Linked DNA regions of Mus musculus: region 1 is linked to region 2. Evidence: chromatin loops called from intact Hi-C (ENCODE). Cell type or tissue: left cerebral cortex. All regions are shown on one strand.

Region 1 (8,000 bases), 120 kb before region 2:
CTGGTATCAGTCATAGAGAGGATGGGAGAAAGAAGACAAGAGGTGATTGGTCAGAGGCCATGGGCTGGATAGAATGGGGGAGAACCTGCCAGCATGTTACAGACTTCAGAGTCTGGTAACCTAACACACAGCAGAATCTTATAGCTTGCCAGGCTCCGGGGCTGAGAACAGAGCTCTGTCTGGGAATCTGGATCTTGGCATCTGGGCATGCATATGGCCTATGTGGGGGTCTTCTTTGTACCATCCTATACCACTTCACAGTGATGGCAAAGGTCCTCACCTATGTTGTCCAGTTGTTACTTGCCACACGTGGCCCCTGAACACTTGAAATGTGGCTAGTGGGTCTGAGGAGCTGAAGTTTACACACTTTATTTAGTGAATTTAGATTTGAGTCATTATATGTGGTAGAAGTTTTCCTATTGGATGGAACAGCCTTAGAAAAATTTGAGAATGCATTGATGGGCACATCCCTATTGATAAGAAAGAAAGGAGAAATAGAACAGGAAACAAGGGGGTACCAGTTAGGTGGGACATAGGAAGAAAAGAGGAATCTGTAGCGGGACATAGGAAGTCAATCACAATAGAGAGACCAGGTATTCCATATAAATCCTGCTGCCTTATTTAGACCCACAGCATTGGCAGCCACACAGAGGAGGGCCATAGCATTGTCCTACCTCAAAGGCCGCTGCAACAGCAGGCAATACTTATTTGAGTCTAACATGTCACAATGCAAGCCTTCTTATTGTTTTCTTTGGAAAAGTGGATGCTGTGGTGGCATTGTTGATTTAGGATGCACACTGGCCGTATTTCAAGTGCCCAGTAGCTAAATGGGGCCAGTAGCAAGTGGACAGCCTAGGTTGAAACTTGGGTTGAGAGCATGGCCAGCTCCAGAGACAAATTAGCCCATCCTGATAGGTTTGGTGGATTTAAATACACAGTTGTTAGTTGTTAACTGAAATCTCCAGGTGTCCAGATAGCTGCTGGTTGGCAGTGAAGCCAGGGAAGGGAAAGAAGGAAGAATGTTGGAGGTTGGGGGGGGGGGCAGCCAGTGGCAAGAAGAAAAGAAGGAAGTGGCAGGGGGTGGGGTGGGACAACAGTGCAGAAGCATCCGGGAGCACAAGCAGAAAATAAGGAGAGAAGACAGAGCCCCAGAGTGAGACCATGAGACCACGCCAGGAAGTTGTCAGTGGGAGTGCTAGCAAGCAGCGGCAACCCTAGAATTATGCCAGTGGGTGGCTACACAGCGAAAGTAAAACAAAAATCAAAATTATCTACCTTGCCGCTGGCAGAGCTGTGGGATTCTCCTCTGCACTGGAGCCTTTTGCAGCTGTGTGCACAAGTGCCCTCCCTCCCCACCAGAGAAATCCCAGAGCAAACTGTTCAGAAAACTAAGTCTATCTGGCTGCCAGTCACCGGTGAGCAATCCTGAGAGGCCTGGAGTCTGACATGGAAACCACGGGGCAGAGGTCAGGTGGGATGGGGTGGTCTGAGCAGAAAGCTGGGGACAGGTGTTTTTCATGGTGTTTTCTAACTGCAGATGTGCCACAGGGCTGGACATTGGATTAATAACTAAGAAGCGATATGCTCATCGTTCAAGGGGAGCAAGCCGAGAATGGAGTACCTGCGGTTTTCTAACCAAGTCAAAGTCCCAGGGCAGACAGGGCTGACACTTGTCTAACCTTGTGAGTTTTCAAAACATGTGGTAGAAACATGTGTTATGGTTCAAAGGAGATATTTTCTACAGGTTCACAGGTTTGAACGCTGGGTCCCCAGATGGTGGTGACACTGCTTTGAACAGTCATGGAACCTTTAAGTGATGGGGCCTGGCAGGAGGAAGCAAACCACTGGACACAAAGCTGCCAATCCCTTGCTCACCATGATGGCCTGTATTTCCTCAAACCATGAGCCGCAAGAAACCACTCCTACTCTGACTTGCTTGTGTCAGGAGACTGGCCACAGGCATAAGGACACCTAACAGCATCTGACTGTCCAGCAGTAAGTCCTGTGCCTATGGCAGGGGTCAGGACCTGTTTGCTGGGCTGCACTGAGTCAGTTGTCCTAAGACTTTCACTTCCTGTTTCTCAAATGGGAACTTTTTAATTACTTACTTAGTTCCCTGTTAAAATGTAGGTCCCCATCAGGTCTGGCAGAGGCCTACATAGCTTTCTGTCTATATGCTTGTATTCTGCTCTTGTTACGGGCTCACGGGCAGCTTGTGGTCTTGTTCTACTTCTAGTCCAGGCCTAGGTGAGGCCAGGCCGTGGCCTAACTGATCACTGACCCAGAATGACAGGGGAAATGGTACAATTCAGAAGGTCAGGAATATAATGGAAAGCAGGTACAGGATGAACTGGGCTGTGGACACCCAGGTAACATGTGGGAGTGGCCTCTCACAGGTCAGTGCATCACCCTTAGGAAACATAGCTGATCCCTCTGCAGCCTGCCTGGTGAACCTGAGGGCTTCCACGAGCCGTACATTAGGATTGGGCTGGGGTAGGGGATACTCTGACCCCAGCTGGCCACCGTAGGCCTTTCTCACCTCCTGAGCAGCAGCTTGGGGTGGTTCTTGCTCTCCAGGTTCTTATCAATGAGGTCAGCCAGTAGCTGCTTCAGCACGTCAGTGGCATACTCTAGCTTGCTCTGAAGTACCGTCATGATGAGGGAGGCCACGTTACCTCGGTCGCGCATGGAAAAACTGCGCTGAGACTCCAGAGTGCGGATGAAAGAGAGCAGGAACACCTTGTTGTTGATGAGCTGGGCGAAGAGCTTGAGTCCTTTCTCCACACGCTCCTGCCGGTAGCCTGGGACCTGCGGGGAGATTTGGGATCTTAACATGAGCTTCTGGCTGCCTCGCTAACTGCCCGAAGAACAGGCCCCTCTATTGTGCACACAGTTGATCCGGCTAACACAACCAAGTCCTTCTCAGTTGTCATGCATGATGGGGCCTAGTATCTGTTTACCCTCTGTACTGGCTGGTTTTATGTGTCAACTTGACACAGCTGGAGTTATCACAGAGAAAGGAGCTTCAGTTGAGGAAATGCCTCCATGAGATCCAGCTGTGGGACATTTTCTCAATTAGTGATCAAGGGGGAAATGCCCCTTGTGGGTGGGACCATTTCTGGGCTGGTAATCTTGGTTCTATAAGAAAGCAGGCTGAGCAAGCCAGGGGAAGCAAGCCAGTAAAGAACATCCCTCCATGGCCTCTGCATCAGCTCCTGCTTCCTGACCTGCTTGAGTTCCAGTCCTGACCTCCTTGGTGATGAACAGCAATGTGGAAGTGTAAGCCGAATAAACCCTTTCCTCCCCAACTTGCTTCTTGGTCATGATGATTGTGCAGGAATAGAAACCCTGACTAAGACAACCTCCATCATGGCTTGCAAAGTAGTTAAGTACCTGCAGTTTTGAGACACAGTCGCTAAGACCAGGAGAATTAGCCGAAGTTCACAAGAAGTAGGAATAGAATTTGAACCCCCCAATGTTAGACTCTAGAGGCTGAGCTCTTTCCTGATGGTGATGCAGAACTAACGCAGGCCTGCGTCCCAGTGCACCTTTTAATTCTCTGGAGCTTTGAGAGGCCACAACTGCTGTGGTTTGTGTCCTGCCTGAGGAATTACCAGGCCAGGGCTCCCGGCTAAACTAACATCCACCTTCCTCCTCTGACTCCAAAGGTTCTATGGTCAAACCATCAAGAGGACTGGATCTCCCCCGGACTCTGTCACCTCCACACATTGTAAGCTTACACAAGTTCATTTATCTCTTAGGGAACCCAACGGGACCTACTTTAGGAAAGGGAGAGGTGGTCTCTAAGGAGCACCATGCTGTTCTTAGTCCAGGGGAGGAGGGACTTAACCTTCCTCTCTTCAGGTTAGGTTTTTTGGGAAAAGAGTACAATCAGATTGAAAGCCATATGGCAGCCACTTAGCTGAGCATGGAGGACGGAGATGTCCAGAAAGGGCTCTCTATTCAGAGGAACCACAGGCTGGTGTCTCCCAGATGCTTAGCAGCAAGGGAACGGATGGATGCTCCATTGTCCTGATAATGACCTACTACTAGCCATAGCAAAGTGATAAATGCTGAATGTAGAAGACAGACACTAGAGCAGGCTCACTCTTCATACAGCACTATTTAAACACTGACTGGGACAGGGATGATAACTCAATGGTAGTCAGAAAGTGGTTTTCTTGGGCATTTGGGAGGGGGCCACAGGACACCTAGAGAGCTGGTACTGCTCTGCCTTTTGATCTGAACAGTGGCTTGATGGGTGGGACAAATCAGCTGTCTTGGGAACCTGTCAGTCATTGTGCTGAGCAGTGATGCATGAGCTCTGCTCTGTGTGTTTGCTAAAAAAAAAACAAAACAAAACAAAAAAACAACAACAAAAAAAAAAAAACAAAAACTCTTGGGCTTGGACCTCATAGGGAGCCTTTGTGCCTTTGTGGAATGCTGAGAAGTGCTTGTCCTCTTGAGCTCAGTCCTGGGGGATATGCTGAGGGAGGTGAGACTAACAGAGGTGCCAAGGAGGCAACCTAAAAGCTATGTCCCAGCCTCCCAGGTCTTTGGGAAGGACTGCCATGTATGTCACAGTGAAGAACATGGTTTTAGTTGGTCAAGCCTGGGTTGGATTCAATCCTGGCCATTTACTAGTTGTCAATTTTTTTCACCAGAAAAGTCCAGTTGTTGGAAGAGGTAATATGTATATGGACTTTCCTCTTTGCCAAGTCCTGTTTGGACTGTTTTGGCTATATTCATTCATTTTGTCCACACAAAACTCTAGGGTGCAGGATCTGTTAGGACTTCTGGGACCACATGAGGACAAGAGTCTCTTCAGGCTCCTCCAAACTAGACCATGGACCCAGACATACCCTAGCCAGGGGACATTACATGGGCTCAGACAAATCATGAGAGGCCTGTTGAACTGAGTATGATGTATGGCTGAGTCACAAAGAGCAGCTATTTTATTCTGCTGTCCCCCATGTTTCAACTGGCAAGGACTGAGAAAGGCAGATAGAGATAGCCTATTGGCCCCAAGTCACAGACGATAGTAGAAATAGACATTCTTCCCATGACTCAGAAACCCCTGTGTTCTGGATTCAGGCAGAGGCATGGGCAGCAGGCTGCTGTCAGCTAGAAGCCAGTCCCATGTGCTTGGTTCCTCTACAGAGGGCACACTGGGTCTCCATCTCCTCTGAATGGCAGAGGTCTTGTGCAAGCTTTCCTGGTGGCAGGAGATTCTGGAATCTGAGAGGAAGCCTGTCTGCACCCAAAGCAAGTCCTTTGTCATTCCTCTGGCTGCACTATTAGTCCTAGGGAGGACAATTCTCAGACAGAGACAGGAGAACAGGAGAATGACAGAACCAAGAGGATACATTATGTACCAGCCAGCCAACCTGGCCTTCACTTGACCCTCATCATAACCCCACTCCCTTAGTTCCTCATTGTCTCAAGAGGGCACAGCCTTGGCTTACCTTACACCTGGCTCCTTTAGTTCCCCAATCCCTTGAGAGCTGATGTAGTACTGGCAAGGAGTACATGGTAGCCTCCCTCTGCCACAGCTCAGGCGTTAATCTACTGCCTGCCTGTTTCTTCCTGACTTCCTTTCCACACCCGTGACCACCCGCTCACACACAAGGTGATGCTTTATTTCTGCTCCTTCCACCTCTTCTCAGAACGATTCCTCTGCTACTTGAACTAAAGGTAACCGAAAATGCTATTTCCTGGGCTCTGTGTATGGTGCACGTTAGTGCATGCTTTCTATGGAGTCTTCTAATGATCTCACACCTTCAGGTCCTCAGAGAAATGACCACACGTGTCCTCAGGCCACCTTACTGCTAAAGGGCAGTGCTCCATTTTCAAGCCCCACCCCACCACCTTCCACCATGTCTACCCCATTCCTGGACTCAGGAGCTGTCTGAAGCCAACTCGGCCTTCTGTCTGCACAGTCACTGAGATTCCCAGACTGTCTGTCAAAGGGAAGGGTGGACATTGACAGTTCAGCAATTAGAGAGGTCACTGTGCCAGCTATGTGTCACCCTATGCCATGAAGACCCATTATGAACTTACTGTGTCAGCTGCTCTTGCACCTTAAAAAAGTCATATGCCTATGGCCAGCAAGTACCTGGCCAGGGCCCAGGGTGAGACATTTTTGGCTAGCCTCCTGCAGGAAAGGTACTGTGGTCAGCAACCTGGGCTCTGGAATCAGAAAACATGGTAACTGGGTGTGGAAGAGAACTCCAACCCCTCCAGAGTCTATTGTTTTATTTATAAAATGAGAGTATGAGGGTCTGTCTCATAATGCTTTATGAACATTAAATAAGATAATGTAGTGAAGTAATTGGCATATGCTATGTGCACAGAATCAGCAGTGGTTTTATTGCCTGCCTCTTTAGATCTCTGGACTGCAGGGTTGTTGTTGTGTTTTTTTCTGTCTGTCTCTGTTCACTAGGATATCTAACACACATCACTGTCTGTATTGGTGCTGGAAGTGGACACTTTCTCTCTTTCCACTCAATAGAGAGTAGAGATGGAGGTGAAGTATCTTGGAGAAGTGTATCCAGAAACACCCTTGCATACTCTGCCACCCTCTCCTGACCCTGGTCAAAGTCATTCTGAAACCAAATATTCTTTATTATCCAGATGGTTCTCCACTTTAGTTGAATTCTGTGCATATAAAACTGGATAGTAAAATTTAATTGTAACCCAATAGGTTAGAATTTAGGAGCCAGTGATGGGTTAAGACCAGGAGTGTGTGACTGACGTTCTCTGTGTTTTTAAAGCACTAGCATGTGGTTAGGGCCAGGAAAGTCTCTTCCTCAAATGCCTCCACTTGCCTCATGTGGACTCCAATGAACCAAAGCAAGGTGACCCTCTTGCTTCATACTTTCCACTGTGTGCATGTGTCCCATGCAGCTGAAAGGTTGGAAAACACACCTTTTAACAACGGGGGCGGTCCTTTACCCTCAGAACACCAAGGAGAAACTTTCCACAGCAAAAATTGGTTGGAAACCAACCAAATAATAGTTTGCATGAGACCACATAAGGTCCACAGACTCAGGCTAATGTAGGGACAGTAAAATTGATTTCTGGGCCCTATTTTGACATGGGCTTAGAAAACCGCATTGAAAAGTTACATCTTCATGGAGAGTTAGAATTCTGAACTAGCGAATAACTAGGTATATAGAATTATTTTCTAGGAAATATACTAACTGGGAAATAGAATAACTAAGAAATAGAATAACTAGAAAAATAACTCTATATACCTATCCTGGTTGAATTCTTAGCTTATTCCCTCTGATGCCTCCAGATAGAGCATCACTCCCCTTGTTAGTAGTACTGTTTCCTTTCTAGTACAGACAGTCAGGCAGACAGACAGACAGACAGACAGTCCTTTACTCAGATGTTTCCTACAGTAATACTCTATGCCAGAGTCTCCACCTGGTAGGAAGTCAGACCATAAAGTGAACTGCATAGCCTATACATGAGTAACACACTCAATGCATATAGACAATGACCTACCTATCTGCTCACCACATGACTTCTCTGAACTAGGGACTTACATGCTCTTTTATGTCTTCAGTAGTCTGGTGTCTGGGTGTAAACTAAACTGATGATGAGGAAAGATGAAAGACAGAGAAGAGTAGAAGGGGGAAGAGGGAAGATGAAGACTCCAAACAAGGCAATTGATAGCGTTCTGAGATAGCTAGTGTCTTTGTGCATGCATATATGACACATGTAGAAGTATACACACGAATGCACACAGGTGTACGCATTGACAGAGACCACAGGTTCATGCCAGAGAGAATGTAGGGACATTGCTTGTAGTCTCTGCAAGTGCTACACGGTGTCTATCAGACAGAGGGACAGGGAGAGCTCCTCTAAGAGATAGGTTCCTGTTCTCTCATTTCAAAATTACACACGCACACACACACAAACACACACACCTGCATCATCCAACAAGCAAGTGTGGAGAAACATGGGTGCTTATAAGCATGATTGTGAATGAG
Region 2 (8,000 bases):
AGTCTAGAACTTGGATTTTTTTGCCAAGAGGAACAGAAAAACACCAGTGGTAGAAGAAGTTAGCTAGCTTGCTTGCAGCCTCCAGAGTCTCTCTTCTCTCTCCACTGCTCACCAGGATGCCTCCTTCTTGCTTTTTCATCAGACACAGCACCAGAACCAAAAGTTCCATTAGGCAACTGTCCTGCCACAATCTCAAGAGCTTCAAAAGAAGAGTGGAAGAGTCTCTCTCTCTCTCTCTCTCTCTCTCTCTCTCTCTCTCTCTCTCGGCAAATGTGGTGAATCATGGCTGGCATTCTCCACTACCAGCTCCCTCTGACACAGGTTCTTAACCCTGAAGTGGGCTATGATTCAGATTGCTATTGCCCTAGGTGTAAGAGTGAGTCTGCCTGTCTAATAAGGTTGGAAAGTGTAGACCCTGGGGTGGTTTGTGGTCAGCTTTGAGGGTCCAGTGAGGGGAACAAGTCAGAGTAACATAATTGAAACAAGAAGCTCAAGGCCGTAGAATCCAGGAGGAGCTCAACTTGTTTATTTTCTTACCCATTTAACACATATGTACTACATTCTTATGTGTCTGATATTATTCTAGAGGGCTATGATATATAAGTGAACTAAAAAGATAAAACATAATAACATTTCTGTTCTCATGCTGCATACATTCAAAATTAATGCTTCTGTCTGAGCCTCTCACCATATGGCCAAGGGGAAACTTTCTCAGGCTTTCTCAAGAGGTTGGCAAATGCATGAGCTTATGACTGGGGTGCCCAGTCATACATGAACTTAAATGATGAAATGCCAACATTTTTATTCTCCTAGTGTTTACATTCTAAAGGAGAAAGACATGCAAGTAAATACTGTGCATGGCATGCATAAGAAGAGACTAAGTAGCCTAGATGGAAATAGATAAAGATGGGGAGTTGGTAGTAGTTGGACCTTGTGGAGAGCAGGTTGAAATTTTCCGAGGATCTCAGGGGAACCTCTTGGAAGCAAACACTTGGAAGAGAGTCAGCCTTGGGGTTCCATGCCTGGAGGCAACTTCAGGCATGAGGATCATAAGAACAAAGACCCAGATATGAGCATGCCTGGCACAGCAAAGGACTGTCATCAGGAGCATTTCTTTGTCTGGAACACTTACTCACCCTTCCCTGATTCTGCAGAGTTGGTATGAGAGAAGAGTGAGATAGAGGGTGATAAGTTCAGATAATTCTAGAATATAGAGCATAAAAAGTATCACTAGGAATGGTGGGTGTGATGGTTAGCTTTAATTACCAACTTAACAAAATCTAGGCTGACCTAGGGAAAGATTTTTCAATCAGGGTCTGTTTACAGCATGTTGACCTATGGGCATGTTCATGGAGAGATAATCTTGACTTCCTTAAGTGACATGGGTAGACTTAACCCACTGTGGGTAGAACCATTCTCTACTCAAAAGATCCTAAACTATGTAAGCATGCAGAAATTGGGATCTTGGCAAGAAATCAAGCAAGCATGTATTTAGTTTTATATCTCTGGTCTAGACTTGCTAGATATGACTAGCAACTTGACGTTCCTGCCACTGTGACATTCCCATGTGATGGACTAGAAGCTAGGATTGTAAATCAAACAACTCCCTTTTCCCCTAAGTGGCTTTTAGTCTAGGTGATTTATTACAGCAACAGGAATAAAACTAGAAGAGTGGCACATCTTAGCATAGCAAATTCAAGTTCAAGGTGGGATACCCAATACTCTTAAAAAACAAGCAAACAAACAAAAAACAACCTTCAGACATGAGTAGAAGGACTTCACAGGCTTTCTGGGTCCTTGTCAGTGCTGGTAAAATGACATGTTTTAACTTAAACCTTAAGAGATTGGGTTATTTGCCTTGAAAAGTTTGGGAAAATAATGGTGGTCACAGAAAGAATAAAGAAAGTCTATTGAAAATATCAGTCTTGATCCAGAGTGGTAGCAGTGATAAGGGAAATTATCATATTTTATAAGTATCTTAAAGAATCAATAATTTTTCTGATATGTTGGATGTAGAGTCATGGGTTGAAAAAGAAGTTAAGGATGTCTATAAAGTTTTTAGCTTGAATAACTTGGTTGCTATTAAGAAAGATAGAGATTACTACAAATGAGGAATGCTAGAGAGGAATATGAGAAATGTGGTCTTGGGCATGTTAAGTTGAAAGTGTATGGAATGTACCTATATGGCAATATCTGTGAGTAGCTATATTAGACAGGCTGATTAGAGAGCATCAGACGAGATGTGAAGTCATGAGACTGCCTACCATCATTAAATGATAATATAACACTAAAAGGATAAAGGAAAGAGAAGGCACCAGGTAGTGATCAAGAAGCAGCAACCACAGAGGTAACAGGAAGTTCAGGAGGTTGAGGGACCTTAGAAACAATAATCCAAAGACAGCCTGGTTTTTCTAAGCAATGATGCTCATAGATGACGTCTTTGCTTCTTGAATTTCTGAGCCTCTTTACACGGTAGCTCCACCAGTGCTAGGGGAATCTTTCAATGTGTTGCCACCGAAGGACTGACTCAAGTTTTGTAAAACTATTGCCTGCTACACATTTTATGAATGAAGTAGCACTGTGCACTGCCACAGCTGTTTATTTTTATGTTATCAACGGCAGCTTTATGTCAAGACAGCAGAGTTGGATGATGCAACAGAGCCCATATGGGCCATGGATCCTCAACTACACATTAGATGAGGACTTCTGGGAAAAGGCTGCAGATCTCAGAACTAACTCCTTGGTATTTCACATTATTAATTCACATACTTCTGGAATATTTCGGTCTTTATTCTCTTTATAGGAAAAAATAGTAATCTGAAGACTAGTACATGTTACTCTTGGGTTATTCAAGCTCTCAAGTGAAGCTGCTCATCATTGTCATGCTTAGGTTACAGATGACAAAGCCAAGACTGGGAGTGTGCTAATTATTTGTCAACTTGACACAAAGTAGAGTCACCTGGAAGAGGGAACCCAATAGAGGGACTGCCTCCATTAGCTTGACCTATGGTTGCATCTCTGAGGTTTTTGTTGTTGATCTTAATGATTGGTGTACATGGATGGAGCCCACTGTGGGCAGTGCCAGCCATCATCAGGAGGTTCTGTGATGCCTAAGAAAACCAGCTGAGCAAACAATAGAGAGCAAATCAGTAAGAGCATTTCTCCAGTATCTCTGCCTCACTTCATACCTTGAACTTCTGCCTTGGCTTCCATCAATGGTGGACTGTGACCTGTAAACTGAGAGGAACCTTTTCCTCCTCAAAGTCTTTTTTTTTTTAATTTATTTATTTATTATATGTAAGTACACTGTAGCTGTCTTCAGACACTTCAGAAGAGGGAGTCAGATCTCGTTACGGATGGTTGTGAGCCACCATGTGGTTGCTGGGATTTGAACTCCGGACCTTCGGAGGAGCAGTCGGGTGCTCTTAACCACTGAGCCATCTCACCAGCCCTCAAAGTCTTTTTTGCTCAGTGTTTTAATCACATTTGAGAGAAAGAAAATCAGAAGATGGAACTCAAAGTGTCTAGGGACACTAGTCAGACAGGGTAGGTCTGCCTTGAAATCCAGGGATTAATCTCATGGCTACGCTTGCTATATATGTCATGTTGCTTTTTGTTTGGAGCTCTGGCTGTTAGATAGTAGAGGATGCTGATCTTTTATGAACTCCAGAACTTACTTGATACTACATTTAGCAAATAGAAGCGTAAGGGTTAATTCACAGCATTACAGTTTGTGTGTGAAATACCTCCCACAGGCTCATGTGTTTGAACACTTGGCCCTCAGATGATGGTGCTGGTGTGAGAGGTTCTGAGCTCTTTGGAACATGAGGCCAAGCTAGTGGGGAAAAAAATGACTGGGAGAAGGTTTTTCAGGATTATAACCTAACCCCACATCTAGCCTGTGCTCTGTTTTTCTTGTTTGATACCCCACTATAAATAAGCCACTCTAAGCTCCAATTGCAATGAACTGAACTACACTAGTCTTCTTTTCCGTGATGGACTATATCCCTTGAACCATGAGTTTAAAAAATCTCCTTTAAGCTATTCCTGTCAGGGATATGGTCATATTAGTTACTAGTAACTAATACACTCAGATATTGTGGTGCCAAGGCCTGTGCCCTTAACTAATGTGCTACACAAAGAATCCAGGAACCCACTGGATACCAGTGTTGACATAGGCAATGAGACCTCTGGATTTCATGTTCCGTCCCCGTGAAGGGCAATTCCAAAATGGATGGGCAACTGGTCTTCACTCCTGTCTTCCTTTCCTGTCCAATATGTCATAATCAAGTTCCCAGCATAACACCTTACCAAATCAGAGTGGGGAGAGAGCACACTAGAGACAACTGGAGCACCTTTAGAACACAGAGACAAGTAAGTCGCCAGCTGGGTTCTTCAAAGGCAGAGGGATGCTCACCCTCAGAGTTGCCAGAGAGGACTGATCACTCACACTAGGCATTTAGCTGTCACATCTTTTAAACTCCTTTCGTGTTTTAAGTGCTAGGTTTAGAAAGTCCAGGTTTCAGATCAGGCAAGGCATGTTGAAATATGTTCGATGTTGTAATTCATGTTGGGCTTTCTTAAAAATTTCAATTCCATCTAAGAAAGCCATTCTTCTCCCCATCTCCTATGGCCATAGAGTTAGGCAAAGAGTAAAGAATGGGGAATCACATTAAGAAAAGAAAAAAATGCAGACAGGAAGATGGATTCATCACCAGCTGTTCATTCCATGTCAGTTGTATCCAACCCCAGAGCAAAACATTGCACCATCCTCAAATCACGGTAGATTCCAGCGGACACCACAATGAATCCCTGTATTGCTGAAGCTGGCAGATCCAGAGACCCACACTGAGAGAAGATGTCATCAAGCTCCTATGGAGGGCGGGGCTGCTGTAGGCTTCCAGGGCATAATGCACAAGTCCTGTGGGTGGCATAATGTGGAATTCATATCCCTCACTCTGTGGAGTTGGGACCGGCAGAACAATCTAGACTCTGTCAGCAGGGTCCTCCAGAGAGTTCAGGCCCAGAAATGAAGATGAATAAAAGAGAGAGCTGTCCCTCATGGCTACTGCCTCTGTCACTCAGTACCAAGGCATCTATATTCATGAGCTAAATGGACAGCTTCCAATATGAACCCCTAGAAACAATAGGGCAGAGGTGCAGCATTGCCTAGTCACACTTGGGGGTTCCGTGATATATTGTAGAATGTAACACTCTGGGCAATGAGTTAGAGGACTATGGGAAACACCTTTAATTATATGGAATTGCTCAGGGGAATATTCATTTGCTTGCTATAAATGGGTCACTTGTCTGCACTGAGGACCCATGAACAATTTACTTAGCATGTGACTAAGCTCCAGAACCAAACCTAACCTTACAAAGTCCTTTAGTCTTCGCCAGCAACCATCCCTGTGTGCTCACTGTTCACAGACTGGCTTTCATATAACCTTCTAGAGGTTCCACAAATTTGGAGGTAGACAAGAAGGCTTGAAGCACATGATGTATCATCTCATTTCTCTGCACTGAATGCTTTTCAAGCCTTCATCTACCTGGCTCTTTTGTGATACTCACTGAGGTTTTTTACTACACCAAGTCTTTGCTATCACACAAACCTCTTCAGACCAGAAATGTGACTTTTGATCAGTGGTTATCCTTTGCATGGGGAAATCTGACCGAGAACTTGGGATTCTGCCCTTGAGATTTTCTTCAAAGTAGGAAATGTTGGCTTTGAGCCTATCCACATCATCATTTTGAAGCCAGTGAATTTGTACTAGACGTGTGGATATTTTCATATTTCAAATGTTCCATTCCCACTACAACATACACAGTCCCAGTCCCCAGGCAGTATAAGTGCAGGGAGACACACTGAGCCAAATAAATCAAATCACCTTTCTGCAGCTGGCTCCTGTAGGTTTCTATGGAGCCACGGGCTAGTATTTAGTTGCAAGACAAATGTCGAGCAGAGCTCAACAGCCTTACCTGCCTTTCTGACATGATGTAGAGTTGCTCGTGGTCCTTGGAAAAGGCCATGTCCCGGAGGACTGGTCCTGAGTCCACCACCTGCACAGTCTCATATTGGAGGGCATTTCCCTTGGGCCCATCAACCCGGATCTGCAGAGAAGAGAGAGGGGAAAGGTGAGGTCAATATATCAGTTCCTTTTCTGTTGCTGTGATAAAAATAGCCAAACCTTCTTATATAAGAAACAGCTTATCTGAGCTTATGGTCCCCAGAGGGATAAGAATCTATGACAAGCATGGCAGCAAGTGGTAGACATGGTGGCAGGAGTGGGAGGCTGAGGACTCACACCTCGGACCACAAACATGAAGCAGAGAAAACAAACTTAGCAGTAGTTGAAGTATTTCATACTCAAAGGCCAGGTTCTATGACATGCTTCCTCCAACAGAGTCACACTCCCTAAGATTCCCCAAATAACACAACCAAATGAGGATCAGACATTCAAATGCCTGAGACCATGAGGGACATCTTATCCAACCTACTACAATGAGTTTAGATTTTGTATTGCTCACAACCCAGCTTCAGCCTAGAGACACTCCCTACAGCCAAGAGGAGTAGAGAGCTCTGTTTCTGCAGAGCTTAGAGTCCAAAACCAAAGACTTAAGTGTCAGAAGCCTGCTGCGATCTACTAATGGAAGTTCACAGAGAAGGGAGGGGAGTGACCAATATGAGCTTTGTAAAGAGTCTGGTTTTCTATGCCCTAGGATCAGTTCGCTGAGGCTGTGCTGGCCTTTAGAGGTGAGTATGGGGCTGGTATCACGATGAAGGGTCTAGGTTGGGTAACTGAGGCAGCTTCAGATCAGAGGATCAACCTGCATGAGAAGGGCTAACATTTATTAGCAGAAATGTTTTTGATATATGGATATGAGCTTAGTCACTGATAATTCTACCAAGATATCACTGCTCTGTTTTGGGAGAGGAGTCAATCCCAGAAGCTGCACATCTCTGATCTCCTTTGGTTCATAAAAGCCAGCAGCTTACACTTCAGGGTTTAGAATAGATGATCAGTCCTGAGACAGCTTGGGAAGTTCTATTCATGGCTCAACTGAAGGAAATCACAGAAAATTGTGCCTCAGATATGAGCCATCCTCAACCTTTCAAGGATATTTTATTATCTAATGATAATCCCTGGGCCACCCCCAACTCCTTCCTAGAAATATTTAGACAATCTGGAAATCACCAGAAGAGATGTCCCACCCACACCATCACTGAAAATAAACCTAGAAAAGATTTGGACTTCCCAACTGTACACAATGCTCATCTGGCCTCTGGCCTCTGGCCCAAGTCTCTAGAGCCATCTGAAGTTTAAGTGCACAAATCCAGCAGGCGCACTGCCCTATGTGAATGGTACCATCTATGCAAGTTGGGACAAGCACTCCTGAGGATGTAGCTAGGTGAGAGCTCTGGGATCAGAGGACTTGATGGTATACTGCTAATAGAAGGTTTCACAAGGTATCTGTGGGGAAATGTTAGTGATTTCAACAACAAAACTAGAGAACACATTACATTCTGAGTTTGTCCATTATGTAACCTTTTTAATTTTTACCTTATAAATTTCAACCTCTTAAGAGATCAAGGAGAATAAAAGAGTTATTCAGAGGAACTAAATGATAGAAAGTGACAACAAAACTGGTGACAAATAATGCATCAGATCGGCAGACTCTCTTGTTTCTGATGAGTTCCCTGAACTTGGATGCTAGCTGATTTTGTGGTCGTTTGATTGTTTGACCACTATCTATCTATCTATCTATCTATCTATCTATCTATCTATCTATCTATCTATCTATCTATCTATTTTTGGTTTTCGAGACAGGCATTTATTTTTTCAAATGAACAAAGAAATGAAATGAAGGATTCTCTTTGCTGATTTCCCATTATGCTCATGAAAACAAATAACAGGAAAGCCAGCAGAGGCTCTGCAGAGTGATGCTCCCCCTGCAGTGGAAACACCTCAATGTCCTAGAGCCCCATTTTTGCATTCACT

What was found. A loop is a pair of places that touch in the nucleus more often than their neighbours do. Peaks named below come from ENCODE experiments on the same cell type or tissue, not always from the same donor. Only the 100,000 strongest peaks of a DNase experiment are listed, where the experiment ranks them.
Region 1: it touches region 2 in a loop (4-fold over the local background); 2 of 42 quality-filtered maps call a loop at or near these places.

Annotation. Positions count from the first base shown.
Region 1 is chr6:32,182,755-32,190,754 of GRCm38, forward strand. Plxna4 (plexin A4) reads right to left here. Exons shown (of 32, transcript NM_175750.3): 22 at 2,540-2,808. Among named protein-coding and RNA genes, the nearest start is that of Gm13850, 75 kb to the left of the region's middle. In left cerebral cortex, a CTCF peak has its summit at 1,228; a DNase peak (open chromatin) is centred at 1,229.
Region 2 is chr6:32,304,482-32,312,481 of GRCm38, forward strand. It overlaps Plxna4 (plexin A4), which reads right to left. Exons shown (of 32, transcript NM_175750.3): 4 at 5,980-6,111. Among named protein-coding and RNA genes, the nearest start is that of Gm13850, 200 kb to the left of the region's middle. In left cerebral cortex, no CTCF peak of the experiment used is centred here; a DNase peak (open chromatin) is centred at 4,892.